Linked DNA regions of Homo sapiens: region 1 is linked to region 2. Evidence: read pairs that join two places in POLR2A ChIA-PET (ENCODE). Cell type or tissue: OCI-LY7. All regions are shown on one strand. Each heading gives the region's core, and the rest is flanking DNA. Links, peaks and the distances in the headings are about the cores only.

The links. ChIA-PET counts read pairs that join two places held together with the same protein. Peaks named below come from ENCODE experiments on the same cell type or tissue, not always from the same donor. Only the 100,000 strongest peaks of a DNase experiment are listed, where the experiment ranks them.
Region 1: POLR2A ChIA-PET joins it to region 2 with 5 read pairs; 2 of 35 experiments call an interaction of 5 or more read pairs at or near these places.

Annotation. Positions count from the first base shown.
Region 1 is chr22:22,122,796-22,139,022 of GRCh38, reverse strand. It overlaps IGL. Among named protein-coding and RNA genes, the nearest start is that of VPREB1, 110 kb to the left of the region's middle. RefSeq lists a silencer at 10,549-11,064. In OCI-LY7, for the core only: no CTCF peak of the experiment used is centred there; a DNase peak (open chromatin) is centred at 7,502.
Region 2 is chr22:22,325,723-22,341,949 of GRCh38, reverse strand. It overlaps IGL, IGLV1-50 and the pseudogene ASH2LP3. Among named protein-coding and RNA genes, the nearest start is that of VPREB1, 89 kb to the right of the region's middle. In OCI-LY7, for the core only: no CTCF peak of the experiment used is centred there; no DNase peak of the experiment used is centred there.

The DNA of each region.
Region 1 (16,227 bases), core at 5,216-10,215, 200 kb after region 2:
TAGGACTGGATATTTGTATGTTTCTATAAGGGCTCAAGTTTGAAAATGTCACTTCTTAGATTCAAGAGTGTTGGAAACTTGTGTGTTGTTCAACTCAAAACACACGTTTCATTCTGTGACATAAAAAAGCACCTCACAAAGTGTTTTTGAGACAGTTTCCAGTTTTAAAACTGGGTATTTGAGTGCTTCTATAAGGGCTCCATAGGCTCATAAGTGTCACTGTTAGATTTTACAAAAAGAGGGTTTGGAAGTTGTTTCATCAAAACACAGGTTTCATTCTGTGACATAAAATGCAAATAACAAAGTATTTTCACAGATTTTTCCTAGTTTTTGTGGCTGGATATTCATATTTTCTTATAAAAGATCAACAGATTTGTAAATGTCACTACGTAGGTTCTAGAAAAAAAAGTGCTTTGAACTTGCCAAATCAAAACACAGGTATTATTCTTTGACATAAAACAGCACACCACAAAGCGTTTTCACAGCTAGCTTGTTTCTAATTTTTATGGCTAATATTTGAATTTTTTATAACGGCTCAATAGGTTCTCAAATGTCACTTTTTAGATTCCATAAAAAGAAAGTTTCAAACTTGCTGAATTGAAACCCCAGTACCATTCTGAGACATAAAACAGCATATCAGAAAGCGTTTTACCAGATAGCTTGTTTGTAGTTTTTAGGATTGGATATTCGTATTTTCCTGTAAGGGTTCAATAGGCTCCAAAATGTCACTTCTTAGATTCTACAAAAAAGTGTTTTGGAAGCTGTTTCATCAAAATGCAGGTTCCATTCCATAACATACAACAGCATACCACAAAGTGTTTTCACAGATTGCTTGCTTCTAGCTTTTAGGGCTGAATATTCGTATTTTTTAATCAAGTCTCAATAGGTTCAAAAACTTCACTTTTTAGATTCTACAGAGTGTCTTGAACTTGTTGAATCAAAACATATGTATTATTCCGTGACAAAAAGCAGCACATCACAAAGCATTTTCACAGATGGCTTGCTTCTAGTTTTTAGAACTGGATATTCATATGTTTCTATAAGGGCTCAATAGGGCCAGAAATGTCAACTATTAGATTCTAAAAAAAAACCTGTTTGGAAGCTGTTTCATCAAAAGGCAGGTTCCATTTTTATGACATAAAACAGCATGTCACAAAGCGTTTTCACCAAGAGCTTGTTTCTAGTTTTTGGAACTGGATATTTGTATGTTCCTATAAAAGCTCAATAGGCTCAGTAATGTCACTTCTTAGATTCTACAGTGTTTGAAAGTTGCTTTGTCAAAACACAGGTTCAATTCTGTGATATGAAACCACATCACAAAGCGTTTTCACAGGTAGGTTTTTTCCTAATATTTAGGACTAAATATTAATATTTTATTATAAGGGCTCAATAAAAATAGAAAATGTCACTTCCTAAGATTCTACAAAAAGAGTGTCTGGAACTTGTTGACTAAAAACACAGGTTCCATTCTGTTACATAAAACAGCATGTCATAAAGCATGTTCTCAGCTAGCTTGTTTCTAGTTCTTAAGACAGGATATCCATATGCTCCAATAAGGGCTCAAGAGGCTAGGAAATGTCACCTTTTAGATTGTATAAAAAAGTGAGTGGAAGCTGTTTCATCAAAATGCAGGTTCAATTCTGTGATATAAAACAGCACATCACAAAGCATTTTCACAGAGAGCTTCTAATATTTATGACTAAATATTTGCATTTTCTTATAAGGGCTCAATAGGTTTGAAAATGTCACTTCTTACATTCTACAAAAAGTTTTGAAAGTGTTGAATAAAAACAAAGATTCCATTTTGTGACATAAAGCAACATGTCACAATGCAATTTCATAGCTTTTTTTCTCATTTTTAGGACTGGATATTCACATCTTCCTATAAGGGCTCAGTAAGATTGGAAATGTCACTTTGTTAGATTCTACAAAAAGAGTGTTTGGAACTTGTCAACTCAAAACACAGGTTCCATTCTGTGACATAAAACAGCACATCACAAAGTGTTTTCACAGATATCTTATTTCTAGTTTTTAGGGCTGGATATTCATATTTTCTTATAGAAGCTCAATAGGTTTGGAAACATCACTTCTTACATTCTACCAAAAGAGTGTTTCAACTTTGGTGAATCAAAACACAGGGACCAGTCTGTGACATAAAACAGCACTTCACAATGCATTTTCACATATAGCTTGTTTCTAGTTTTTAAGACTGAATATCCATATGTTCCTATAAGGGCTTAACAGGTTTGGAAATTTCACTTCTTAGATTCTACAGAAAGAGTGTTTGAAAATTCATTCTGTGATGTAAAATAGCACATAACATTGCATTTTCAGAGATAGGTTTTTCTTCTCATTTTTAGGAGTGGATACTTGTATGTTCGTCTAAGAGCTCAATAAGCTCAGAAATGTCACTTTTTATATTCTAGAAAAAGTGTTTAGAACTTGCTAAATCAAAACGTAGTTTCCATTTTGTGACATAAAACATCACGTCACAAAGCATCTTCAGAGATAACTTGTTTCTAGTTTTTGGGGATGGATATTTTTACTTTTTTAATAAAAGTTCAATAGGTTTGGAAACAGCACTTCTTAGATTCTACATCAAGAGTGTTTTGAACTTGTTGAATCAACACAGGAACCGTTCTGTGACATAAAACTGCATGTCCCAAAGCATTTTTACAGGTAGCTTGTTTCTAGTTTTTTGGGACTGGATTTTGCATTTTTTTTGTAAGAACTCAATTGACTTGGAAATGTCACTTCTTAGATTCTACAGAAAGAGTGTTTGGAAGCTGTTTCATCAAAACTCTGGTTCCATTATTTGATATAAAAAAATACATCACAAAGCATTTTCGACAGATAGCTTGTTTCTCGTTTTTAGGGTTATTCATATTTTTTATAAAACTCAATAGGTTTGGTGACATCACTTCTTAGATTATACAAAAAGAGTGTCTCACAGTTGTTGAATCAAAACACAGGTACCATTCTCTGACATAAAACAGCATATCACAAATGGTTATCACAGATAGCTTGTTTCTAGTTTTTAGGACTGGATTATGTATATGTTCCCATAAGGCCTCACTGCCTTAGAAACATCACTTCTTAAGAGTCTACAAAAAAAGTGTTTGGAAACTGTTTAATCAGTATACAGGTTCAATTTTGTGATATGAAACAGCAAAAAGTGTTTTCGCTGATAGCTTGTTTCTAGTTTTTATAGCTGGATATTTGTATTTTCTTATAAGGGCTCAATAAGGTCAAAAACGTCACTTCTTAGATTCTACAAAGAGTTCAGAACTTGCTGAAACAAAACACAGGTTCCATTCTGTGACATAAAATAGCACATCACAAAGTGTTTTTACAGATAGCTTGTTTCTAGTTTTTATTACAAGATATTCATACGTTACTGTAAATGCTCAATAGATTCGAAATGTCACTTCTTAGATTCTACAAAAAGAGAGTTGGGAACGTGTTTTTATCAAAATGCAGGTTCAATTCTGTGTTATAAAACTGCACGTCAAAAAGTGTTTTCCAAGATAGCTTGTTTGTAGACTTTAGGACTGGATGTTTGTATGTTCCTATAAGGTCACAATAGGCTCAGAAATGTCACTTCTTAAGATTCTACAATAGTGTTTTGAATCTGTTTCATCAAAACATAAGTTCATTTCTGTGATATAAAGCATCACATCACAAAGTGTGTTGACAGATAGCTTGTTTCCAGCAGTTAGGGCTAAATATTCATGTTTTCTTATTATGGCTCAAAAGGTTTGGATACATCACTTTTTTAGATTCTACAAAAAGAGTGTTTGGAACCTGTCTCACAAAAACACAGGTTTAATTCTGTGTTATGAAACAGCATAGCAAAAAGTATTTTCAGTCAGGCATGGTGGCTCACGTCTGTAATCCCAGCACTTTGGGAGGCTGAGGCAGGCGGATCACGAGGTCAACAGATCAAGACCATCCTGGCCAACATGGTGAAACCACATCTCTACTAAAAATACAAAAATTAGCTGGGCGTGGTGGTGCACGCCTGTAGTCCCAGCTGCTAGGGAGGCTAACGTAGGAGACTTGCTTGAACCCAGGAGGCAGAAGTTGCAGTGAGCCGAGATCACACCACTGCACTCCAGCTTGGCAACACAGCAAGACTCTGTGCCAAAAAAAAAAAAAAAAAGCATTTTCACAGATAGCATGTTAGGACTAAATATTCATATTTTCTTATAAGGGCTCAATAGGTTTGGAAATGTCACTACTTAGATCCTACAAAGAGTGCGTTGAACTTGCTCAATCAAAACAAAGTTTCCAATCTGTGACACTAACAGATCAGAAAGCGTTTCCACGCATTGCTTGTTTCTAGTTTTTAGAGGAAAATATTCGTATTTTCTTTTAAAGGCCTCAGAGGTTTGGGAATGTCACTTCTCAGATTCTACCAAAAGAATGTGTTGAACCTATTGAATTAAAACACAGGTTTCATTCCGTGACATAAAATAGCACATCCCAAAGCATTTTGACAGATAGCTTGTTTCTAGCTTTTAAAACTGTATGTTTGTATAAGGGCTCAATAGGCTCAGAAATGCCACTTCATAAATTCTACAAAAAAAAGTGTTCAGAACCTGTTTAATCAACACACAGGTTCAACTTTATGATACAAAACAGAACATCACAATGCATTTGCACGGATGGCTTGTTTCTAGTTTTTAGGACTGAATATTTCTATTTTTTAATAAGGGCTCAAGAAGTTCCAAAACGTTACTTCTTAGATTCTACAAAATGAGTAATTTCAACTTGTTCAATCAAAACACAAGTTCAATTTTATGATATAAAACAGCACCTCACAAAGCATTCCACAGATAGCTTATAGCTTATTTCTAGTTTTTACAACTGGATATTCATATTTTCTTATGAAAGCTCAATAGGATCAAAATAATCAATTCTTAGATTCCACAAAAAGAGTGTTTTGAACTTGCTGAATCAAAACACAGGTTGCATTCTGTGACATAAAACAGCACATCAAAAAGCATTTTCACAAATAGCTTTTCTATAGTCTTTGTTTGTTTGAGACAGAGTTTCGCTCTTGTTGCCCAGGCTGGAGTGCAATGGCGCGATCTCGGCTCACTGCAACCTCGGCCTCCCAGGTTCAAGCAATTCTCCCACCTCAGCTAGGAACTCCATCAAACAAACCTGCCTCCCATTTTATTTCTAAATAAGATAACTATTATTTGGCTTAGTGGGGTGTCCCGGAGATTTATTTTCCTTTAACAAAGGATATGAAATTATCCTGCTCTGCTCACTATAACTTTTCTGTATTGAAACATCACTATGTCCCTGTGAGTATATACAATTATTTGTCAATAAAGAAAAAAAAAACCCAAATAATAAAATAAAAAAATAACTACAAAGATTTCGAAAGCTATATACCTCCCTCATAATTTGTCAGAAAGGAAATTTCTTGTGGGCCTCAAGATCTTTACACTAAAACAGTTCTGTTGAATTTGACCCTGGCAATATAAATTGGCAATTGATAGATTATCTTTACAGGTGGGGGACAAAGGACAGAACCCAAAGTCATCCCTCTCCTCACCTGAGACAAATGTGTATCTGATTGGCTTTCTCTGCCCAGTTTTTTATGTAAAAATGCAGATTCACTAAGCCAGACTCAGGCATAAGTGACTATTCCTCTATGGCATCTTGCATGTAAATTGTGTATTCAGTGAAAGGATAATCAGAAACTCAAAAGAATGCAACCGTTTGTCTCCTATTTACCTATGAACTGGAAGCACCCACCCCCAACCCTGCTTCAACTTGTCTCACCTTTCTAGAGAGAAGCAATGTACATCTTACACATATTACACTGAAGTGTAATAAAATGTAACAAAGAGAAGTTTTCAGCCTAATGAGCTAAATAATTTTTAAAAAGTGGAAACTGGGTTCAAAGAAATTCAGTAATTATATTAAATGACACCAATAATGTGAGCTCGATTTAAGAGTACCCAGCAACACTTAAATTCTTATGAAAGCAAATGCTCTATTGGTTCCGTTGGCTTTGTTGATTACATATCCACTAAGGTATTAAAAATATTCAGCACCTTAGTGACCAGTGACCCCACTCCTGAGTTTCTAATTTGAACAACTTCTAAATATCCAAATCATATTTTTAAGTAATATAGTACCCGGAAATCAAAGATTAAATCTAAGCTACACTTAAGCTTGATCACTTCTCCTTTATTACAGTTAGAAACATTCTTTGTTTTATAAATTTTTACTTATTTTGAGACAGGGTCTCACTCTGTTATCCAGGCTGGATGGAGTGCAGTGGCACGATCTCGGCTCACTATACCCTTGACCTCCCAGGCTCAAGCGATTCTCCTGCCTCAGTCCCCCAAGTATCTCAGACTGCAAACACATGCCACCACGCCCGGCTTATTTTTATCGTTTTTGTAAACATGGGTTTCGCCATGTTGCCCATGCTGGTCTTGAACTGTTGAGCTCAAGCAATCCACCCGCCTTGTCCTCCCAAAGTGCTGGGATCATAGGTGTGAGCCATTACGCCAAGCCTTTATTTTTGTCTGTCCTATTATGTAGCCCTTTACTGTTTTCCAGAGAGGTGAAGTATTTTGCACATATGCATTATGTCTCCGAAATGTCATTACGCTAGCACAAAAAAACTGAGATGAACTCATAATTTATAGTATTGCCTCAACCCGAATATCTATACAATTTTGAAAACATTCACCCTAGCGACTATTAAAACTAACTTGAATAAGAAACAGTAAACTACTAGTATGTGATATTATCTTTCAAACACTTCTAAAAGTATAAGCAATGTATGAGGAAATGGGGTACAGTTTGGTGTCTCTCCCCAACTCCACATACATACCAGGATCTGGGGGAAAAAAAGCTGTCCTTAGAGAATGATATTATTTAAATCAACATGTAATTGGCAGAGCTAGTGTATGTCCCATGACCTGTGGACCCATCTACTTTACTGTAGATTAGTTAATGCTAATGTTGCCACAAGTGAAGAAGAATGCATCATGGGATGCTCATCAAGAAATATGCAACCCCTGCTGACACAGCTCCCTACATGTCACCTTCTCTATTGCACATGCAACATTGATGTAGGAATTAAAAAGAAATTATTTAGGCAGATACTGAAAGTAAGGAAGTCCTAGTGTAAAGTTTTCCTACTAATGAAAAAAAAAACCCATATCATTTATTTTCTAACAAAGAGCATCTTGTAAAATTGGGCTGCAGACATTGATAAGCTCTCATAGGAATGCCAGCAGCTGTGCCAATAGGAAAAGGCTACCTGTGGGCCAGGCATGTTCAACATGGTGGCTCCATCTTCCCTTTTCTCTGTCAACCACAGGTACAGTAAGGAACAGACAATATGGTCCTGGTAAGGTAAAGAACCCATCTGCATAATAAAAGATTAGGGTGCAATGGCCAGCTTCTCCCTGTGCTATGCAAACGTTCACACCTGGTCCAACCAGTCTCTAGAGCCCTGTGTAAATCAAGACACCACCTCCTCAAGCTCCTTTATAAAACCTTGTGCTTTTCACCACAAAACCGGAAGACCCACTCAGGTGCCCCTCTCTCTTTCTGCAGGAGAGAGAGCTGTTCTCTTTTCTCTTTCTTTCACCTATTAATCATCCACTCTTGAACTCACTTCTTGTGTGTCCACATCCCTGATTTCCCTGGTGTGAGATGACAAACCTCAGGTATTACCCCAGACAAACAATGCTGCCTCAACATTCTTTCAAATCTCAATTCAATTGTGTTGTTTCAGAAAAAGCCATTGTTCAGGGGTCCACAAACTATACCCTGCAGTCAAAATGTGGCCCACCACTTGTTTCTGTAAATAAAGTTTATTGGAACACAGCGCCATTCACTCATTTAAACATTACTGATGCTGCCTTGGTATGACTTCAGAGTTTAGTTGTCAGAGACCACATGCTGAGCAAACCTGAAAATAGTTACTATTTCATCCTTTACAGGAAATGTTTGCTGATCTCTGAATTCCAATGTAATTTTCCTGTATATAAGATAAAAGATTTTGGTTCTAAAACAAAATATTAAGTCCATCTTTAAGCTATCATATATTGAAAAGGACTATACATTTTACAGCAAACATACAGGGAATAAGGCAAGCTAATGTGAGTCTATAACAAGATTGCATTGCATATAATTAAAGAAGAACAACATTTGTTACAATCTAATATATGAACTATAATTTTTAAAATTTACATAGGATGCTGGTAGAGCAGGATTATTTACAGGACACATGAGTAGATTGAGCCTTTATAAAGAAGAAAGTGCTCAAAGGCTTTAGAGGTACCTAGCACCAGCAACACATTATGTTTTATTTCACTCTTAATAAGCTTGTCTCCAATCTGACAATTAAGAGGAAGTTATTTTGCAATTAATTTAACCATAGTTGGAAAATACTACTTTTCTTTTAATTTCTAGACATTTTCTACTAATTACAGCATCAGGCTTGATAACAGCAATATTGTAGGATTACTCTAGAAAAAAATTTTTAAAAAGAATTTCATTTTCTTGGCACAAAGTCTGGATAAAGAAGAATATGGCAAGTAGCACTGTAAATTCCTTACCAACAGTGAATTGTTGCCCATTGACAGCTGTGTCTCTTATTATGGCATTTCAACTACCAAAGAGTTTCTACCTAGAATCAAACTGCAGTTCCCATATTTGCATGCCAGGGAAACATTCCCAAGAGTTTTTAATCAAAAGGCAACAAAACTTGAGTAGACAGGCATTGGTGGTTTGAATGCAATTCCCACACATAAGTATAGCACCTATGATCCCTTCAGCACGCTTATCACCAGTGAGTGCAGTCTTAACCAAGAATCATACAAGTAAAAATTACTGACAGATTTACCATCTATGAACGTATCAACATTCTTATAATGAGTATTTAGTGCAAGATTACTCCTTTGGCTGTGGCTATTTTCCTCTGCTCCCTCCAGAGTATGAACACATACACCCCACACCTTCACACAGATAATCCAGTGAAGGCATGAAATTGTTAACTGCAAAGTAAACCAAGAGTATGGGTGGTCACAAAGGAAGAAATTATCTTCAGAAATTTTTGGAAGATGCTGAAGAATGAAATAGGAAGCCGCTGTCCAGATTAGTCACAGGAAACAGGAGTCCACTGTCCTGAGTAACCTCTGAAAGGCTCCAGGCCCAGAACCAAAGGTAAAGCAAGTGAGGAAAAGAGGGTGCTTTTGAATAGTTGAGCCTCGCAAGGCACAAATCATCATTTATCCGAACAATTTCTCATTGATAAACATTGTTGTTACCCAGTGTTTTGCTGCAACAAGTGATGCTGTGATAACCACCCATGTACAGAAAACCCTTTGCCTTAAATTTACTTAAAACACTCATAAGATGCTTCCCCACCATCTTCTGAATCTAAATCTACTAATGCAATTTCAGGATACTATGAAAAAGCAGGCAATACAAGGAGAATGGAGTTATGTGTTAATATTACAGTGAAAGAGTTTTTAGAAACGTAGGTAGTGAATATTTATAACCTAAGAAACAGAAGATAAAGTGGAAGGGTACCTGCATTTATTACATCTAACATTACTGTCCCTTTAGTCAACTTGCTCACACACACAATTCTTTACAAAGTTAATTTTCATAAACCTTCTATAACTTGCTTAAACTTTATTTTCTTACAACTAAAAATAATTCTTAAACTTTCTAAATTTGCCAAAACTCACTTTTTGGAAAAAACCATATTCCCACCCCTTTTAAAACCAAAAACACATAATTTTTCTTTTCAATGTAAGCAGTTTCAATTACATACCAGGTGCAGAGTCCAGGATACATGACAGAACTGCAGATAAAGTCTAACTCTTCCAGCATAGCTAGGAGACATGGCTAACTCCACCTCTCCCCAGGCCTTACCTAGAAATCTAACAGTTCCAAATTAGGTAAACTGAACAATTTTCCAAAGTCAAAGAAGCAGTTTATGACATTAAAGCACTTAGCCAATTTAACCTCTGACTTAATTTAGACCAAATGTCTACTTTTTGAAGACTTTTTACCACCAATAATTTTAAAACTCTCATTTCCCAAAGATTGCTGAAGTCACGTGAAATAAAAGGCATTAGAGCTTCTATTTTTCTGACAATTTTAGAGCTTTCATTATCTTTTAATCCAATTAATTAGAGCTCCTTCATATAAACATCACACATACGACACTTCTAGACAGGAGAGGATCTACCAGGCGTAAGCTTTTCTCTCCCATCTTATGACTTTCTGACTTGTCCTATATTTCCTGCTTTCCTAATTAGTCATTATCTACTTTAGTGCAAGAATTTGCCATACAAGATCCTAAGATTTCTCTCCTTCATAACTTACCTTACCATAAATACATGTTCATATCCACAACTTTCTTTAGCTCTCCCCTACTAATTTTTGATGCCCACCCAAATCAAAAAAAAAGTCAGGTAAAGCAAAGCAAAACAGAGCAGAGCCTTGGATTTTGAGATGGACCTGTCTGCTTACAGTTCTTGGGGTTCCAAGAGGAAAACAAAGGTTTCTCCTAAAATGAGGTCTGTGGCACCTTCTGTTTTGCACAAGGAGTCCCAGGCTGTCAGAAATTACCTTAGGTCCTTTCGTGTGGGTAACAAGAGTGGCAAGACAGACAGACTATGGAAATAATTCAGTCAACTGAGAAGAAAAAGAAAACCTTAGTACTGTCCCCATTGTACAGATGGAGAAGCTGGGACCCAAAGCACCATGCAGTTTAAAAATTCATGTTCACAGCCGGGCATAGTGGCTGCCTGTAATCCCAGCACTTTGGGAGGCTGAAGTGGGTGGATCACGAGGTCAGGAATTCGAGAACAGCCTGGCCAACATGGTGAAACCCCAACTCTACTAAAAACACAAAAATTAGCCAGACATGGTGGTGTGCACCTGTAATCCCAGCTACTGGGGACGCTGAGGTAGGAGAATTGCTTGAATCTGGGAGACAGAGGTTGCAGTGAGCCAAGATCACACCACTGCACTCCAGCCTGGGCGACAGAGTGAGACTCCATCTCAAAATAAATAAATACATACATACTTATATAAAATTCATGTTCACATAGAGTGAGGCTCTACAGCTCACTCTCTTAACCATCCTGTAATTCTGCCAACTCTATGCCCAGTCACTGATGCACTTGGTATGGCAGCTCATGGTCCCCTTAGAGCTTAGAACCTGGGTTTCATTTCCTGCTCTACAGCTATATAATTTAACAATTTTCCTCTGAATTTGTTGGATTCTAACCCTATAAATCTCCAATCTTAATATTACTGAACCTTAAAGGGGGCTGTGACATCTTTAGTCTTTAAAAATATTAAACACCCTATAAACAAAGGACTACATGAGATTAAAGCATATTCAAACTTCTATATGCTTTAAAGCATTGAGGCAATGCATTGACAAATACACCTAACAAACTGCAACCAATTTCTATCTCTTCAAAATAACTATCTCTTCAAAATAAGCTATCTAGCGGTACTTAGGCATATTCTCACGTGTCAACAGGATTTTACATGATCGTAACCTTATAAATCATTAAAAAGTGTCAAAATTATAGGCCCTATGTATATATAGGCCTTATACAATTCTGCGGGCTTGAAAAACATGCATGATACAATATAGACTGTTTCTTGAAAGCAGTCAATAAAATGCATTAACTTCTAAAGTGATCACTTAAGAGTTCGTATCAAAGGCAGTAATACTAGGAATAAAACAGGGCTCAACACTGCAGCTTCTCGAAGGTGAAAGTTAATAAAGCCTTGCTTTTGGTTGTGAATTTTTTTGCCTTAAAACATTGTACATATGATCCTCCCCTTCCCTTCCCTGTTGCAAAGATGTGGTGAACAAGGTTTGCTCATGCAAATGACAATGCTCTTGAAAACTGTGGCAGAAAAATAAAATGAAGGGAATGTGGTTCACTTAACGATCTCATAAATTTTTGGAACTTATTAACCCCCTGACTTGCATTTATCTCCAGACTATATGGGAGAGAGATGAAATGACTGTTTGCTATCAGTATTTTATTTGATGCTTCATTTTTTGATTCCTTGCATAACTACTTACAACGCATTAACAGGATCACGAAAGCAAAGCTATTCAAGTAACTAAATCATTATGCAACTACTTTCTCATCTCTAAAACACAGTAATGGACCAATTACTTTAAAAATACAACACACTAGCAAGTAGTTTACTTTTAACTCAGTTTCAGTTTGTTAAGGCCATTGCTTGGGATAAAGAAAACAAAAAGCAGGAGGACCAGAAAGAGAAACAAGAATAGAAACCAGAAATATAGGCAGCAGCATAAGAAAATAAAGAACAAGATGATGGTGATAAGAAAAAACAGACTGGAAGAAAGGAAAAAAATCAGGTGATAGAGTTAGAAGGCCTATTATGATACCTTTTATCCACTCCCTGATTCATGAAATTCGAAAAGTCCAAGATTAACACAACAAAAAACAAGCAAAAAGATACACAAATAGTCATTCCCTAAATTTTGTTAAGAATGAGACAATGCTGCCACTCATGCCTGGCTCAGGAGCCAGCAGGAGGTGGGCGCCCTCCAGAGACTGCAGAAAGGTGGGGGAGGACTCCTTGCCCTGGCTGCACTTCCACTGCTGCCACCGAGGCCCACGCTGCAGCACCCACTGCTTCTTACCCACCCCAGGCCAGCTGGGCCTTGCAGGGCTCCTACTACCCCCTTCCCGGCTCACAGACTTGCTGCTGCTGCCACCACTAATGCCCATGCCAATACAACCACTGCTGCTGTTGCTCTCAATGCACCAGCCCCACCCTACAAGGCTCCTACCACGTGGCCACCACCAGGTACCCTCCTACCTCCAGCCTCCATCGCTGGGGTCGAGCTGCAGTCTCCATCACTGCCACCAACCGCAGCAAGGCGAGCTGTAGTACTGTGCCATCTGCAGGCTGCGGGCTCCAGCCTCCAGCATGCGGCATGGTGGCCCCTCCTACTCCTCTAGGTGGGCACAGACTGCTGGGCAGGCAAAGCCAGAAAAACCTAGAACAGATGCAGGGAGTGGTAGCATTAAAGCCTCACCTTGGTCATGCTGGCCACTGGGTGGCAGGTGCCAGTTTCAGCGAAGGCACTGACACCCACCCTCCCCTTTCGGCCCAAGCTGGCCATGAATCGGAGCCTGTGGTGGGGACTGGAGACACCACAGTGCCCGGCTCCCCACTCCGCAGGAACCACTGGGCCCACCAGAGCTGCGGTCCTAGGGGAACGGAAGCAGCAAAAAGTCAGACCCAGCCAGCTCTCCCCACCCAAGTGCGGGCTCTCATTCCTGAGCCTCCACCCAGAGAGCACCGTCCCCCACGTGGTGCACGTTACTCGGTGCCTGGGGGTCCCAGGCAGTATCCACAACACAGAGCGAGAGGGTGTAACCCAGGGAACCACAGCAGATGTGGGGGGCCCTGCCGTGCTCAGTATTCCTGCGGAAACACTGTATGTCCTCTGTACTTAAGCAGGAGAAAATCGCTTTGTAAAGCCTGGAGTCCAGGGAGGGAAGGACTGTCCTTTCCGTGGAGACCACTGCTGTCACTGCCACCTCTGCTGCCTGCTGCCGGCAGTGCAGCCCTGAGAGTGCCCCTAATCCGCCCCCCGCTGCCAGCAATGTAGTCCTCAAATAGCGCTCTCAACACCCCACCCCCTGCCCTCCACCACAGTGTAGCATCCGATAGCACCCCTAACCTGTCCCCCGCCGCTGACAGTGTGACCCCGATAGCACCCCCAACCACTCCACCGCCAGCAGTGTAGCACCCGATAATGCCCACAACCCGTCCCCACCACAGGCATTGCAGCACCCGATAGTGCCCCCAACCTGATTCCTGCCACGGGTAGTGCAGCAGCTGATAATGCCCCTAACCCGCCTCTGACACTGCAACCCCCCAACAGAGCCCCCAAACCCCGCCAGCTGTGGGCAGTTTAGCCCCCAATAGCGCACCTAATCCGCCCCCCTACCTCGGGCAGTGCAGCCCCCAATAGCACACCTAACCTGCTACTAGCTTGACAGCGCAAGCTCCTGACAGTGCCCCCAACCACCCCCCCCCCCACACTGCTGGCAATGCAGCCCCCAATACCACACCGAACCCGCCCCCTACCACCCCAATGCAACCTATGACAGCGTCCCCAGCCAGCCCCCCGCCATGGGCAGTGAAGCCCAGGATAGCACGCCCCCCCCACCCGCCCCGCCCTGGGCAGTGTAGCCCCTGATAGTGCACCCAACCCACCCCTTGCCATGGGCAGTGCAGCACCCGACAGTGCTCCCAACCTGCCCCTTGTAGCCCCAAATAGCACACCAAACATACCCCTTGGCACAAGCGGTGCAACACCCAACAGTGCCCCTAACCTGTCTGCTAGCACTGTAGCCTCCGATAGCACACCCAACCCCACACCCAACCCTCCCTGGGGCACAGACAACACAGTAGCTTATAGCGTCCCTAACACGCCACCCACTACCGGCTGTGCAGCCCCAGATAGTGCCCCTAACCCCTGCCAGCCACAGGCAGTGTAGCCCCTGTAACATCCCCCAACTCGGAGCAGCGTGTCCCCTGCCCCGATAGCACACCTAAGCCGCCTTGATGATCAGCACGGCCCCCGATAGCACACCTAATCCCATCCTCAATAGTGTACCCCCCACCCCACCCCCTTCCCCTGTTCCACCTCCGCAAGTAACGTAGTCCCCGATACTGCACAGAACCCACCTAGGCAATGCAACCCCAGATAGCGCCCCCAATCTGCCCTCACCGCGGGCAGCGCAGCTCTGATAGCATACCTGCCCCACTGTCTTTCTACCACTCTGGCCATGCTCCCGCTGTGGGCCACTGTGGCTCCGGTAGCAGGCTCCATCACCACAGCCAACATCAGCAGGTAAGCTGCTGTGCCGCGGTTGTCTTCCCGTTCTTCTCCTCTTCCTGCACTAAGCCGAGCACGGACGGTACGGGGAGAATATACGGAAGACCCTGACTCTGCCCACTCAACATGCTTTATACAGGGAGGGTATGCAAATGAATTCCTGAACTGCATGTTCTGATTGGATGAGAGAAAAACCTCTAGGCCTACTCTGATTGGACTTTATTATCATGTTCTGATTGGTCGTTTTAAGACTTGCTCTCATCCAGTCAGAACATGATAACAAAGTCCAAATCTGAGTATGCCTAGAGGTTTTTCTCTCATCCAATCAGAACATGTAGTCCCAGAACTCATTTGCATAACTCCGCATATAAAGTATGCTGAGGTGGGGGAGTCAGACCATCCCGGGTTCTTTCCTGTTTGCCTACACAGCTCTTCTGTGCCCAACTTAAAGGCAGAGGAGAAGGGGAAGGAAGACACCTGCCAAATGCTGGAGGCTGCAGCCTGCGGCACCGCGGCTCGCCTCACTGTGGGTGGTGGCCGAGATGGCGACTGCAGTGCGACCGGAGTGGTAAGAGGGGGAAAATAGTTTTGGGGTAGATGGAGGAGGAAAACAGGGTGGTGAGTACCAACGGGAAAAGAGGATGGCAAGCAGGAGAAGGCATTGCAAAAAGGCAATAGGAAAAAGACGGTGGGAAAAAAAAACGTTTTTGGGTAGATGGAGGGGGAAATGAGGTTGGCAAATAGGAGAGGGAAAAACGGGGGGCTGAGCAGGAGGGAGAAAAGGTTTTGTGAAAACAGGGTGGGGAAAAGATGGTGGGTAAAAAGTTTTTGGGCAGATGGAGGGGGAAAAGAGGGTGGCAAGTGGGAGGAGTAAAGAGAGGTTGGTAAAGGTGGGGAAAATGGGCAAGCGGGAGGGAGGGAAGGATTTGCAAAAAGACAGTGGGGAGAAAAGTTTTTGGGTAGATGGAGGGGGAAAAGATGGTGGCGAGCATGAGGGGAAGGAGGGTTGGGAAGACAAATAGTTTTGGGGTAGATGGAGGGTGAAAAAAGAGTGGCATATGGGAGAGGGGCAGGAGTGGGGAAAAGAGGTTGGTAAGCAGGAGTGGGGAGAAGGCATTGTGAAAAGATGGTGGGGGTGTGAGAAAAAAGTTTTGGGGTAGGTGGAGGGGGATAAAATGGTGGTGAGCAGCAGGAGAGGGGAGAAGGCTTTGGGAAAAGATGGGGGAAAATGTTTTTGGGAAGATGGAGGAGCAAAAGAGGGTGATGAGAGCAGGAAGGTGAAAAAGGGAGAATTTGCAAGAGTGGTC
Region 2 (16,227 bases), core at 6,966-11,965:
GAGATGCTGCTTGGGCAGGTGAAAGCTTTCTGTGGCTGTGTTTCTATCCCTGCATGACCACGTTGATGCAGGCTGCCCGCTGTGGGATGTAGGATCAAGTCTCGTGGGTCCCATGGCAGTGTGTCCTGTGACTCCACCTTTCTCCCCAACAATGTGTCAGAGACAAACACTGACAGCCTTTTGTTGGGGCACTTGACACATAATTCACTACCTCTTCCTATGTGCATTCCCTCCAACAGTCATGTTACGTATCCTCCAGAGACTTCAGAAATGTCCTGCTTTCAGTCCAATTCTTTCATGATGGTCAAGGGGAATTGCATCAGTAGAACATGGATTCTGCTTTCCAATATGCTAAAGAGAGTTTGAATCTATGGTAAAAACAAATGAGATTGTACTATAATTTTGATATCTAATACTATTCATATTGATTGTGTGCCATTCTTTTCTGGGATCAGAAATAACTTTGGATCATGCGATCTCTATTTGGTGCCCTTTGAACATTTTCTTCATGTGTGGTAGCACTGTCTCATGATGCTGCAGGGCTTGGACTTTTGAATGAAGATGTTTGATCATTTGATACACACATGCACACACACACACACATACACACACACGAGAGAGAGACAGAAAGAGAGAGAGAGATCTGTGGACAGTTGCGCTAGCATAGGCTGGCCTAGGATACAAGTAAGGAGAGAAGGCAGGTAGAATAAGATGACCCTCAGTGTCCTTATGTTTGCCCCTGAAGGACTTTCTTGTCCAGTGATTGAATCCATTTCTAGCACCAAGACACCAGCCAGAGTGTGCTCTACCAGAGCATCCCAGCCCATGTCACTCATAGGGCAGTAAGTGAGATCCTTTGGAGGATACTTGAAGCACAGTCCAATGTTCATGGAAATTATGCAGTTGTTTTCTGGTAAGATTGCTGGAAAGTAAAGCCCCTTGAAAATATCTTTGTAAGCCATGCCTTGACTAACACCATTTTTATAAAATCTTATCTCACTGTGGGAAGTCTCTTTTAGGCTCTTCTCTGCTTCAGTCACAAAGTCTTTTTCCTCAAAACACAAATAATTCTTAAACTTTATCAAGGCCTTATCTTTGTAAGTATCAGGCAATGACTTGACTGTCTTTGTTTCTTCAGGAAGATTCATATAAAATCCCAGGATGTCTCCTTGTCTATAGCTAGAAGAGTAGTGTTTGCCAGTGGACTGGTGGAACTTCATTCCCTTTAATTCTCCCAAGAATAGTTAAACTTATCATAAACTAAGGAAGCTTGACAGTTATCTAAAGACTGGGACCAACCCAGTCTGGCAGCAGTGTCTGGTGGCATCTCATCCATGGTGATATCAAGGTAACCCATGAGAATCCCGTACCATAGAGTAGACCTTCTGTTCAACCACAGTCAGCCAGCAGGTCATTGGAGACTTTTAACTGGGGAGCTCAATTATGTCAGGCTAACAAAACCTGTTCATACAAGCAGCCTCTGTAGAGGTCTCCAGGAATAAGGAATTTTGCCCAGCAGTCAAGTTCAAGCTTCTGAGGACCAAGGGCGTGGGGATCAGGCTCAGCTAGAATATACTGGTAGTTATCTTTGTTCAGTGGGTGCTCTAAGGTGTATGAGAGGGAAGGCACTGAGCAGAAAACCCTGGACCTTCTTGGTGGTCCCTGTGATCTCCCCATTCAGCTGTTTGCACTGAGCTTCTTTTCCTTTTTTCTGCTGCTTCCTGTTGCTGTTCCCTCATTCAGATTCTCACTGGTAGACAAGGTATTGCTTTGTTTTTGTTGCATAAACAGGACCAATGTTACCAAGGTCCTGGTCTAAAAGTTCCAATCTAGGGTCATCTCCTTTTGGTTCTTTACTCACTAGATCCAGTGGTTCTTTTACCAAGAATATATCACTTTCTTTACTCATTGTTTTCACAATTGTATTTGGTCAAGTCATTTTCCCAGGTGTCTGAATGATTGTTGTGCACTTCCAGTATTTACAATAAATGGTATAATAACCTTATCTCTGGAAAAGGTTGTCTTTGGATATTCATCCTCTTTTTGTGACTGCCATGTCAAGTTGGCCAAAGCACTAAAGCACATTTCCTTCACGTTTGCTTGTATCTGGAGGAAATAGGTATTCTCACTATGACTGCATATATTGCAATGAAAATATAGTTAGTCATGAAAGGTAGGCAGGATGAAGTATCTATGCCAGATATTTCAACTGTGAACCACTTTGGAAAGCAACAGATGCCCCTTTCCAGCTGAAGCAGCTGCTACCACTGCCACCAGCTTCATCTCCCCCTCTTCTGCAGCCCTTGCATTTGTGGCCACTCCTGGACTGGGTCCGGCACCTGTGTGCTATCATTATGCCCCCACCCCGCCCCAGATTTCTTCACATTATTCTGAGTCCCCTGTAATGAGGCACCTCCTGCTCTCTTGGATTGTTAGGATGCTGCAGGGCTGGCAAAAAATGAAAGACGTCCTGGATACTTGTGCACACTCTCCTACTACTGTATCTTTCTACTGTTCTTGGAAGTAGAGCAATGGTGCCAAATATAAATCTTCCTCTTTTTGACTGTGGTAAAATATTCAAACATAAAATTTGTTACCTTCACCATTTCATGTGTACACTTCAGTGTCACTAAGTAAATCAACTTGTACAATCACACTGCTACCATTCATCTTCAGAAATTTTTCATCTTCCCAAACTAAAACTTCGCAACCATTAAACAAGAACTGCCCGGCTCGGTGTGGTGGCTCACTTCCTTGATTTCAGCACTTTGAGAGGCCAAGGTCGGTGGATCACTGGAGCCCAGGAGTTCAAGATTAGCCTGAGCAAAATGGTAAAACCCCATCTCTACTAAAAAATACCAAAAGTTAGCTGAACATGGTGGTGCATGCCTGTAATCCCAGCTACTTGGGAGGCTGAGGCATGAGAATCGCTTGAACCCAGGAGGCAGAGGTTGCAGTGAGCCAAGATTGTGCCACTGCACTCCAGACTGGGTGACAGAGGGAGACTCAGTCTCAAAAACAAAACAAAGCAAAACTAAACTAAACAAAAAACAAATAACTGTCCATTCTCCCCCTACTCTCCACCCCAAGGACCTGGGAAACTTCATTATACTTCTTGTCACGGTAGCTTTTACTACTCTAGGTACCTCATATAAGGGTAATGAAACAATTTTTGTTCTTTTGAAGCCAGCTTATTTCTGCTGGCATGATGTCTTTCAGGTTTATCTGTGCCATAGCATGGGCCAGAACACTCTCTTTAAGGCTGAATACTATTCCCTTGTGTGTGTATACTATATCCCATTTATCCATTAGATGGACACTTGGGCTGCCTCTACCTTTTAGCTATTGTGAACAATGCTGCTATGAACAAGGGTGTACAAATTTCTCTTTGAGACCCTGCTCTGAATTCTTTTAGGCACATACCCAGAAGTGAAAATTCTGTTAAAATGGTAATTCTATGTTTAATTTTTTGAGGAACTGCCATAAGGCTTCCACAGTGGATGCATCATTTTATAGTTTCTCCACAATTTCTACTCATCTTTGCCAGAACTTGTTATTTTCTATTATTTTGGTAACGCCATCCTACTGGGTGTGAAGTTGTGTATTATTGTGGTTTGATTTGGATTTCTCTAATGATTAGTGATGCTAAACATCTTTTCATGTGCTTATTGGCCATTTATTGATCTTCTTCGGAGAAATATCTATTCAAGTCTTGGGCCCATGTTTTATTCAGATTGTTTCTATTTTTTTATTCCTGTTGAGTTGTAGGAGTTCTTTCTATATCCTGGACACCTTACCAGATACAATGTTTGCAAAATATTTCCTGACTCCATGATTTGCATTTTCCCTCTGTTGATAGAGTCCTTTGTTGCACATAAATTTTACAATTTGATGAAATCCAATTTATCTATATTCTTTTTCTTTTTTTTTTCTTGTGCTTTTGGCGTCAAATACAAGAAATCATTTCCAAACCCAATGTTGTTAAACTTCTTCCTAGTGTTTTCTATTAAGATTTTTACAGTTATGGCTTTTCCATTTGGGTCTTTTATCCATTTCCACATTGCATGTGGATATCCAGTTTTCTCAAAAACATTTTTTATGGAGTCTGTCCTTTCCCCACTCAATGGTCTTGCTACCCTTATTTAAAATCATTTGATCATATAACTAAGAGATTCTTTCTGGGTGCTCAATTCTATTCTATTTGTCTGTCTATCTATTTGTCTGTCTATCTGTACCACTCTGCTTTGATTGGTGTAGCTCTGTAGTATGTTTTGAAATCAGGAAGTGTGAAATCTCCAACACTGTTCTTCTTTTAGAAGATCATTTTGGCTATTTGGAGTCCTGTGATAGTCTATGTAAATTTTAGAATTAATTTTTTCTACTTTTGCAAAAAAAATTATTGGAATTTTAATAGAGATTGAAATGAATCTGTAGATTTCTTTTGGTTTGTATTGATTTCTTAACAATATCAAGTTTTTCAATTCATGAACAAATGTTTTCTTTCCATTTATTTGTGTATTCTTTAATTTCTTTTAGCAATGTTTCTTTCCATTTATTTGTGTATTCTTTAATTTCTTTTAGCAATGTTTTATAGTTTTCAGTATAGAAGAGTCCCCTTCTTGATTCTTAAGTATTTTATTCTTTCTGATGCTATTGTAAATTGAATTGTTTTCTTAATTTCATTTTGGGTTGTGTCCTGTCTTCTTGTTTCCTGTTTGGTTGATTAAGTATAGAAATATAAGAACCCTGTTTGTTTGCTTGTTCGTTTGTTTGTTTGTTTTTGAGACAGGGTCTCACTTCATTTCCCACGCTGGTATTGAACTCTCTTGATCCTAACCAATCCTTTCACCTCAGCTTCCCCAAGAGCTGGGATTACAGGTATGAGCCATCATGGCTGTCCATTAGATGGTTTTATGTGTTGATTTTGTATTCTGAAATATTACCAAATGTATTTAATAGTTCTAACAGTTTTTGTTTTGGTGGGACTTATTTTATTTATTTATTTATTTATTTATTTATTTGTTTATTTTACTTTAAGTTCTGGGATACATGTGTGCAGAACCCGCAGGTTTGTTACAGAGGTATATATGTGACATGGTGGTTTACTACACCTATCAACCTGTCATCTAGGTTTTAATCCCGGTATGCATGAGGTATTCATCCTAATGCTCTCCCTCCCCTTGACCCCCAGCCCCCCCGGACAGGCCCTGGTATACGATGTTTCCCTCCCTGTGTCCACGTGTTCTCATTCTTCAACTCCCACTTATGAGTATGAACATGCAGTGTTTGATTTTCTGTTTCAGTGTTACTTTGCTGAGAATGATGGCTTCCAGCTTCATCTATGTCCCTGCAAAGAACATGAACTCATTCTTTTTTATGGCTGCATAGTATTCCACAGTGTATATATGCCACATTTTCTATATTCAGTCTGTCATTGATGGCCATTTGGATTGGTTCCAAGTCGTTGCTACTGCATAGAGTGCTGCAATAAACATATGTGTCCATGTGTCTTTATGGTAGAATGATTTATAATCCTTTGGGTATATACCCAGGAATGGGATTACTGGTCTCAAATGGTATTTCTGGTTCTAGATCCTTGAGGAATTGCCACACTGTCTTCCACAATGGTTGAACTAATTTACATTCCCACTGACAGTGTAAAAGCATTCCAATTTCTCCGCAGCCTCACCAACATCTGTTGTTTCCCGACTGTTTAATAATTGCCATTCTAACTGGTGTGAGATGGTACCTCACTGTGGTTTTGATTTGCATTTCTCTAATGACCAGTGATGATGCGCTGTTTTTCATATGTTTGTTGGCCACATACATGTCTTCTTTTGAGAAGTGTTTGTTCATATCCTTAGTCCATTTTTTGATGGGGTTGTTTGTTTATTTCTTGTAAATTTGTTTAAGTTCCTTGTAGATTCTAAATATTAGACCTTTGTCAAATGGGTAGCTTGCAAAAATTTTCTCCCATTCTGTAGGTTGCCTGTTTACTCTGATGATTGTTTCTTTTACTCTGCCGAAGTTCTTTAGTTTGATTAGATCCCATTTTCAATTTAGCTTTTGTTGCCATCGCTTTTGGTATTTTCATCATAAAGTATTTGCCCACACCTGTGTCCTGAATGGAATTGCCTAGGTTTTCTTCCAGGGTTTTTATGGTTTTGGGTTTTACATTTAAGTCTTTAATCCGTTTTGAGTTAATTTTTGTATACGGTGTAAGGAAGCGGTCCAGTTTCTGTTTTCTGTCTATGGCTACCAGTTTTCCCAGCACCACTTATCAAATAGGGAATCCTTTCCCCATTGCTTGTTTTTGTCAAGTTTGTCAAAGATCAGATGGTTGTAGATGTGTGGTGTTATTTCTCAGGTCTCTGCTCTGTACCATTGATCTATTTATCTGCTTTGGTACCAGTACCATGCTGTTTTGGTTACTGTTGCCTGGTAGTGTAATTTGAAGTCAGGTGGTGTGATGCCTCCAGCTTTGTTCTTTTTGTTTAGAATTGTCTTGGTTATCCAGGTTCTTTCTTGGTTCCATATGAAATTTAAAGTAGCTTTTTTCTATTCTGCAGAAAAAGTCAGTGGTGTCTTCATGGGAATAGCATTGAATCTATAGATTACTTTGGGCAATATGGCCATTTTCACGATATTGATTCTTCCTATCCATGAGAATGGAATGTTTTTTCATTCCTTTGTGTCCTTTCTTATTTCCTTCAGCAGTAGTGTATAGTTCTCCTTGAAGAGGTCCTTCAAGTCCCTGTAAGTTGTACTCCTAGGCATTTTATTTTCTTTGTAGCAATTGTGAATGAGGGTTCACTCATGATTTGGCTCTCTGCTTGTCTATTTCTGGTGTGTAGGAATGCTTGCGATTTTTGCACATTGATTTTGTATCCTGGGACTTTGCTGGAGTTGCTTATCAGCTTAAGGAGTTTTTGGGCTGAGATGATTGGGTTTTCTAACTATACAGTCATATCGTCTGCAAACAGAGACAATTTGACTTCCTCTCTTCCTATTCAAATACGCTTTATTTCTCTTGCCTGATTGCCCTGGCTAGAACTTCCAATGCTATGTTGAACAGAAGTGTTCAGAGAGGGCATCCTTGTCTTGTGGTGGTTTTCAAAGTGAATGCTTCCAGCTTTTGCCCATTCAGTATGATGTTGGCTATGGGTTTTTCATAAATTCCTCTTATTATTTTGAGATATGTTCCATCAACACTTAGTTTATTGAGAGGTTTTAGCATGAAGGGATGTTGAATTTTATCAAAGGGCTTTTCTGCATCTATTGAGATAATCATGTGGTTTTTGTCTTTAGTTCTGTTTATGCGATGGATTACATTTATTGATTTGTGTATGTTGAACCAGACTTGCATCCCAGCGATGAAGCCGACTTGATTGTGGTGGGTAAGTTTTTTGATGTGCTGCTGGATTCAGTTTGCCAGTATTTTATTGAGGATTTTCGCATCAATGTTCATCAAAGATATTGGCCCGGAATTTTCTGTTTTTGTTGTGTCTCTGCCGGATTTTGATATCAGGATGATGCTAGCTTCACAAAATGAGTTAGAGAGGAGTCTCTCTTTTTCTATTCTTTGGAATGGTTTCAGAAGGAATGGTATCAGCTCCTCTTTGTACCTCTGGTATAATTCAGCTGTGAATCTGTCTGGTCCTGGGCTTTTTTTGGTTGGTAGGCTATTAATTACTGCCACAATACCAGAACTTGTTATTGGTCTATTCAGGGATTCAGCTTCTTCCTGATTTAGTCTTGGGAGGGTGTATGTGTCCAGGAATCTATCCTTTCTTCTAGATTTTCTAGTTTATTTGCATAGAGGTGTTTGTAGTATTCTCTGATGGTAGTTCGCATTTCTGGGAGATCAGTAGTGATATCCCCTTTATCTTTTTTATTGTATCTATTTGATTCTTCTTTCTTATTTATTAGTCTAGCTAGTGGTCTATCTAGATTGTTAATCTTTTCAAAAAACCAGCTCCTGGATTCATTGATTTTTTTGAAGGGTTATTCACGTCTCTATCTCTTTCAGCTCTGCTCCGATCTTAGTTATTTCTTGTCTTCTGCTAGCTTTTGAATTTATTTGCTCTTGCTTCTATACTTCCTTTAATTGTGATGTTAGGGTGTCAATTTTAGATCTTTCCCACTTTCTGCTGTGGCATTTAGTGCTATAAATTTCCCTCTACACACTTTTCTAGTTGTGTCCCAGAGATTCTGGTACATTGTCTCTTTGTTCTCATTGGCTTCAAATAACTTCTTTATTTCTGCCTTAATTTCATTATTTACCCAGTAGTCATTCAGGAGCAGGTTGTTCAATTTCCGTGTAGTTGTGTGGTTTTGAGTGAGTTTCTTCATCCTGAGTTCTAATTTGATTGCTCGGTAGTCTGAAAGACTGTTTGTTATGATTTCCATTCTTTCGCATTTGCTAAGGATGTTTTACTTCCAATTATGTGGTCAATTTTAGAATATATGTTATGTGGCACTGAGAAGAATGTATATTCTATTGATTTGGGGTAAAGTTTTCTGTAGATATCTATAGGTCCACTTGGTCCAGAGCTGAGTTCATGTTCTCTCTTATTTCCTTGAGCAATGGTTTGTAGTTCTCCTTGAAGAGGTCCTTCACATCCCTTGTAAGTTGTATTCCTAGGTATTTTATTTTCTTCGTAGCAATTGGGAATGGGAGTTCACTCATGATTTGGCTTTCTGCTTGTCTATTGCTGATGCATAGAAATACTTGTGAATTTTTCACATTGATTTTGTATCCTGAGACTTTACTGAAGTTGCTCATCAGCTTAAGGAGTTTTGGGGCTGAGACGATGGGGTTTTCTAAGGTTGGGATATCCTTGTTCATTTTCTGTCTCATTGATTTAATATTGACAGTGGAGTGTCAAAGTCTCCCAGTATTATCATCTGGGAGTTTAAGTCTCTTTGTAGGTCTCTAAGAACTTGTTTTATGAAACTGGGTGCTCCTGTATTGGGTGCATATATATTTAGCATAGTTAGTTCTTCTTGTTGCATTGATCCCTTTACCATTATGTAATGCCTTTCTTTGTCTTTTTTGATCCTTGTTTGTTTAAAGTCTGTTTTATCAGAGACTAGGATTGCGACCCCAGCTTTTTTTTTTCTTTCCATTTGCTTGGTAAATATTCCTCCATTCCTTTATTTTGAGCCTATGTGTGTCTTTTGATGTGAGATGGGTCTCCTGAATATACCACACCAATGGGTCTTGACTCTTTACCCAATTTGCCAGTCTGTGTCTTTTAATTGGGGCATTTGGCCCATTTACATTTAAAATTAATATTATTATGTGGGAATTTTATCCTGTCATCATGATGCTAACTGGTTATTTTGCACATTACTTGATGCAGTTTCTTCATAGCATCATTGGTCTTTATATTTTGGTGTGTTTTTGCAGTGGCTGGTAGCAGTTTTTCCTTTCCATATTTAGTGCTTCCTTCAGGAGCTCTTGTAAGGTAGGCCTGGTGGTGATAAAATACCTCAGCATTTGCTTATCTGTAAAGAATTTTATTTCTCCTTCACTTATGTAGCTTAGTTTGGCTGGATATAAAATTCTGGACTGAAAATTCTTTTCTTTAAGAAGTTGAATATTGGCTCCCACTCTCTTCTGGCTTGTAGGGTTTCCGCAGAGAGATCTGCTGTTAGTCTGATGGGCTTCCCTTTGTAGGTAACCTGACCTTTCTCTCTGGATCCACTTAACATTGTTTCCTTCATTTCAACCTTGGTGAATCTGACGGTTATGTGTCTTTGGCTTGCTCTTCTCGAGGAGTATCTTAGTGATCTTCCTTGTATTTCCTGAATTTGAATGTTGGCCTGTCTTGCCAGGTTGGGGAATTTCTCCTGGATAATATCCTGAAGTGTGTTTTCCAACGTGGTTCCATTCTCCCCGTCACTTTCAGGTACACCAATCAATTGTAAGTTTGGTCGTTTCACATAGTCCCATATTTCTTGGAGGCTTTGTTCATTTCTTTTCCTGCTTTTTTGCCTTATCTTGTCTTCACACCCATTTCAGTAAGTTGATCTTCAGTCTCTGATATACTTTCTTCCACTGGTTTGGTTCAGCTATTGATACTTGTGTATGCTTCATGAAGTTCTTCTGCTGTGTTTTTCAGCTCCATCAGGTTATTTATGTTTCTCTCTAAACTGATTATTCCATTTAGCTGTTCCTGTAACCTTTTATCAAGGTTCTTAGCTTCCCTTCATTGGGTTAGAACATGGTCCCTTAGCTGAGAAGAGTTTGCTATTTTGGTGGAAGTTTTATGGATTTTCTACATATAAGATTAGGTCATCTGAAAACAGAGATTATTTTACTTTTTCATTTCTAATTTCTTTTCTGTTTATTTCTTTTTCTTGGCTAATTGCTCTGGCTAGGTCTTCCAATACTATTTGGAATAGAAGTGGTGAAAGTGCGCATCCTTGCTTTGTTCCTGAAGTTACAGGAAATATCTTCAGTCTTTCAGATTGCACGTGATGTTAGCTGTGGGAGTTTCATACATAGGGTTTACTATGTTGAGGTAATTTCCTTCTATTCATAATTCACTGAGTGTTTTTGTCACGAAAGGGTGTGGGGTTTTGTGAAATAATTTTTCTGTAGCCAGGGTCTTACCGATTTGCATCTAGAAAAGCCAATCTGTTCTATACCCACCCATACCTTCTCCACTATATGCCTGGTGTTAGAGAGGAAGGAATACCTTGTGTCCTTCAGGGGCCAGGGGCCACTCCACCAGACCCACAGCAGTAGTCACCTGTGTGACAGGGTGGGGGAGCAAAAGAGGCCCTCATGGGTAAAACTGTGGACTCTGCTTGAAGCCGTAGTAGCTCTTACCTCTCTATAGATGTTGACTGAGATGGGGCTACCCCTGCCACCCTGGACTCAGACATAGGCAAGGGTCCAGGGACAACAGGGGACTGGACCAGAATCAGAAGCAATAAGGTGAGGGGACTAGGCTCAGGCTCCTGTGGCTAATATCGGGTGACAGTTATAGGGAGTCACCCCATTTGTCCCAGAGTTGGTGGCTGTGTTGATGAGTCTTTCAAGGAAGCCAGTTTCTTCCTCACTCTGACCACCTCCAGCTGATAACCCCTCTTAGATTGATCAGGTTTGGATGGCCCCAGAGCTTCCATTAATGGGATATAGTTTAAAGATAAGGGTGTGGAATGATTGCTTCATGCAAATCAGCCCTCTTCCCTTGTCTCCCAGCCCCTTCATAGGATCTCAATGCTGACAGTCACCTGCCCACATTTTCCAGGTGGGGTGGAGAAGGCCAAGCTGGCTGCACCCAGTTTCCTGTGAGGACACAGCTGCTGAGCTCAGTGAGCAGTGAGCAGATGACACAGGGTCATAGCAGGGGCTGGCTTCCTGGCTGTGGTCACCTGCAGACCCTTCAGGGATAAGTCCACAGCATCCAGTGCTGCCCCAGGCCCAGACCGACTGAGTCTTTCAATTTCTCCCTGCCTTTCTTCATCTCTTCCACTCCAAAAGAGACAACTGTGAGGGCCCTTGTGAATATGCATCTGTATTTATTTCTGTGCACAGAACTCTTGAACCATGACATACCTGCCTGGTCTACTGCTATTTTTAGTAAAGCCCTGGGATCTTCACCTTGCTGAAGTAGATTCCCTGACAGACATCAAAGCAGGGAGTCAAGCTTGATGAAGGGGAAGCCACTAGGAATGCAGGGCTGTGCCTAGAGCTGCCTGCTTCTTCCTCACTGAAGAGTGTGGCCCATTTCCAGGTTCCCAATTTCTCTCCTGAAAGCCCTGCACTCTAAGGCTTGGTCTCTCCTCTGCTCTCAGCTCACCAGCCTCCAGCATCAAATGAACCCGAAGTTGGTCTCTCACTAGATATAAGCAGAGCCAGGCTGAGCTCTTCTCTCTCTCACATGTTACTTATGCACCCCAGGCTGAAGCCCCTCTGTGTGGGGACAGAGTAGCCCCATGCATCTGGGTGTGACAGGACATGAGATCACTTGTCTAGCGCTCAGGCTGAAGCAACCCCTGGGGAGGCCCTGAATCTGCAGACTTGAAGGATAATAGAAAGAATAATTAGAGAAGTGAGGAGGCATCATTCATTGGGAATTATATCACATGCATTTCATGCTCACTGATGTGCTCACTTGAGTGTATCTTTGCTAGCAAAGCTCTGTCTTTGTAGTTAAGCCCCTAGACCCAGCATCAGTAAGGGGATGACTGCCCCAGCTATGCCTCTTCCAGGTTGTGACACTGTGTGGAGTTGCCAGATAAATTAAAGGGCACCCAGTTATGTTTATATTTAAATACACAATATTGTCTGGGGGATACACATACTGACTCTTTTTTTTTTTTTTTTGTATTTTTTTTTGAGTCAGAGTGTCACTCTGTTACTCCACCTGGAGTTAGTGGCCCGGTCTCAGCTCACTGCAACCTCTGCCTCTTGGGTTCAAGTGATTCTCATGCCTCAACCTCCTGAGTCACTGGGATTACAGGTATATGTCATGAGGCCCAGCTAATTTTTGTATTTTTAGGAGATACGGGGTTTCACCACGTGGGTCAGACTTGTCTCGAACTCCTGGCCTGAAGCAATCCATCAACCTTGGCTTCCAAAAGTGCCAGGGTTAAGGTGTGAGCCACGGCGCCCAGCCTACCTATTGATTCTTCATCATTGTTTTACCGAATTCAAATTTAACTGACCTCCAGTGTTTACATTTGATAAATTAGAGAACGCCATCCCCAGGTCACAAACAGTTCCTCTCCAATCAGGACCACTGCCTCAAAAGCAATAATCGGGCTACTGTCAGGATTACATGAAGTCACAGTCTCAGGAATTAAAAAGTTGTTTGTCAATAGTAAGGTTGTAGTGGTACTAAAGAAAACATAATGTGGTTGCCCACACAGACACAGACAGACCCCCTTGTTTCTACACACAGATCCTGGCTGGGAGGGAACATAAATGTAAGCATTCCTGGTCACTTCAGCTGAGAGAAACCAACAGGCCAGGAGACAGGATGTAGGAGGGGGAAGTGGTTTCCATAGTTCTCATGTGGCATCTTGTTTGTGTATTGCCTATTTAAAACCAAGAGAATAAAACAAAATTGTTGAATAATGGCGAGAAGTGAGTATAATCGCATGAGATGCAAGTAGGGCTGAGCATCACTGGAGAGAGAAGATCAAATGCCTACAGGACTCGACGCTGTTAGGGGCCCCAGAAAATGTATTGATTTTTTAAAATTCAGATTAAAAGGAATATAGGCTACCCTGGATTCTATATGTGTATATACAAATGCAGGAATGGGCATGAAAGGCAAAATGGCTAGGGGCCCTCAAAGGTACTGATGAGCCCTTTATGGGATGAGATGTCATTCAGCAACAACAGGGAGAATCTCAAAAAGTGTGCGGAGTGAAAGAAGCCTCAACAAATGGCAAGAGAATGTTTGTGAACACTGATACCTTCCAGAAAATGGAAACCAAACACTAATGACAGAGGAGGATCTGTGGCTTCCCGGGAGGGCATTGGGGTAGAAAGGGAGATGACAAAGGGTCATGAGGAGCTGCTGGGGTTGGTCACAGCTTGCATAGCTCGGTGGTGGTGATGCTTTCAAGGATCCAGAAACATGCCAAAATGGGTGTCATGGTATATTATAAATATAGGTGTTTTCTCGTATGGACATTATTCCTCCTTGGAAAGGGTTTTATTAAAAAGAGTAGGCTGGGGAGGAAAGAAGCCAAGCGATTCACCCTGAGGAGCAGGGACAGAAAGCCAACAGTCGGAACTTCCAGAAATCAGGAAATGAGGTTGATGGAGACACAGGTTCTGCATCAGGTTTGTGATGACAGTTGGACCTGACACCTCAGCCCAGGACTTCACTGCAGAGACCCTGTGTCCCAAGGTACAAAGAGATGGATGTTCTGGTCCCTGGAGGCCCTGTTCCTAGGAAGGAGCTGCTGTGCATGATTCTCAGAACAGAAAAAAAGAGAAGCCTCTACTCTGAGGCAGGGCCCTGGATGCCCCTGGACCATGGGGGAAGCTGCAGCAGCAGAAGCCACAGGCCACGCCTGAGCAGTAGCAGCTGAGCGCTCACCCTCCTGGTAGAGGAGGAAGGGGGTTCTTCTCTCACCTCCCCCTGGGCCTGGAGCACTGTGTGAGCATTCAGGCTGTTATCCCATGCTTTGCAGTAATAATCAGCCTCATCCTCAGACTGGAGTCCAGTGATGGCCAGGGAGGCTGAGGTGCCAGACTTGGAGCCAGAGAATTGGTCAGGGACCCCTGAGGGCCGATTGCTGTTACCATAGATGAGGAGTTTGGGGGCTGTTCCTGGAAGCTGCTGGTACCAATGTACAACATAACCCGCCCCAATGTTGGAGCTGCTCCCAGTGCAGGAGATGGTGACCCTCTGCCCTGGGGCCCCAGACACTGAGGGCGGCTGCGTCAGCACAGACTGGGCCCAGGACCCTGGAAGTGGGAGAGACACAGGCATCATGATTCTGCTTCTAGAGACAAGAGGAGAAAGCAAGAATCCATAGGCTTCCCAGGGACCCTCCCCTCGATCTGCATCCAGTCACCTGTGCAGTGAGCGAGGAGAGTGAGGAGGAGAGAAGACCAGGCCATGCTGGAGATTGTCCTGAGTGCTGCCTCCTGTGCCCACAGCTGAAGCAGAGCTTCCCCAAATCTCTCCCTGCCCCTCTTCATACTCTGAGAGTGGGAATCCCTACCTTGTGCAGCTGACCCTGATGAAAACACAGGCATAGGAAGGGCACAGGAGTCCTCAATTCCACCCCCTTAATCCCTGGGGCAGAGACCAGAGAAGTCCCTGCTGCACTCCAGGGTCTGAGAAGAGATCTCCACTTGGTGGGATCACAGGGGAAGAAGGAAGAAGGGACTCCAGGAGAACTAAGGTCATATGGGCATGACCTGAAGATTCCTGGGGTTCGGGTGAAGATGTAGGGAAGTCCACCAAGTAGATACAGATGTATAACATTAGATAAATAACAGGATCTAGGAGAACTGGACTCCCGGGAAGGAGAGATTGTGATTGAGAAAGACACCCTGGCAGGGCAAGTCCTCAGAAATCCAAGAAGTCCAGGAGCTTGTTCACTGGTTGGGCCTGATCTGCTGGGGCTACTGGAGAGGAAGGCAGGGAGGAGCCACGTGTCAGCAGGAGAGGTGAGGAGAGGGGGAGAACATGAGCAGAAGAAGAGGAGATGCCACTTTAGGACAGCCTGGATGGGAGGTGTGCGATGGGAATGTCCACATGTACAGGAATATTTCTAGATATGTCATATAAATGGGATCAAGTTAATTTTTAGATTGCTGTGAGAGAAGAAGACAAATTCAAACTATCTTGCTATTATTCTAAAAGGCGGTGTATCTTCAGCAAAGGAAATTTGCTTCACAGGTGCTATCCTGGTGGACTGTAAGCACTGGGTTTTACAAAGGCTTTTTTACATTTCTTTTACCATCATACTGCTTTTTTTTTCAGAAATATATATACCAATTAAAATTGTTGACATGTTAATACTACATTTTTTTGAAAGTTATGCACTTACCTTTTTGAAACATATACTCTGAACCTTTCAGACGTTATTCATTGAGAAGACCAAGAACATTCACTACCTAATGTATTCATGCTGTTGTTTCTGAGGAGTAAACTCTTGAAGAACTGGAATTAATTTTCTTAGATCTTGGAGTAATTCTTTATTTTTTTTTTTTGAGACGGAGTCTCGCTCTGTTGCCCAGGCTGGAGTGCAGAGACATGATCTCGGCTCCCTGCAAGCTCCACTTCCCGGGTTCACGCTGTTCTCCTGCCTCAGCCTCCTCAGTAGCTGGGACTACAAGTGCCCACCACCATGCCTGGCTAATTTTTTGTATTTTTAGTAGAGATGGGTTTTCACCATGTTAGCCAGGATGGTCTCGATCTCCTGATCTCGTGACCTGTCTACCTTGGACTCCCAAAGTGCTAGGATTACAGGCATGAGCCACCACGCCTGGCCAGATCTTGGAGTAATTCTTAAGAGATAATGAAACTTTTCTTTGCTAACCCTGTATTTATCTAAGGAACTCTTCCATCTCTCTTTTTTGTGACAATGGGGGGTAGATACATGATTAGCATCATTAGCTGCTGAGGGAAAATGAGCCATGACCGGGAATGAGAACAGAAGAGTATAGAATTTTGGAAATCAAATAGCTCTAGACCTGAGCAAATAACATGAAATCATTTAGTAGAGGCGGCACTTTCT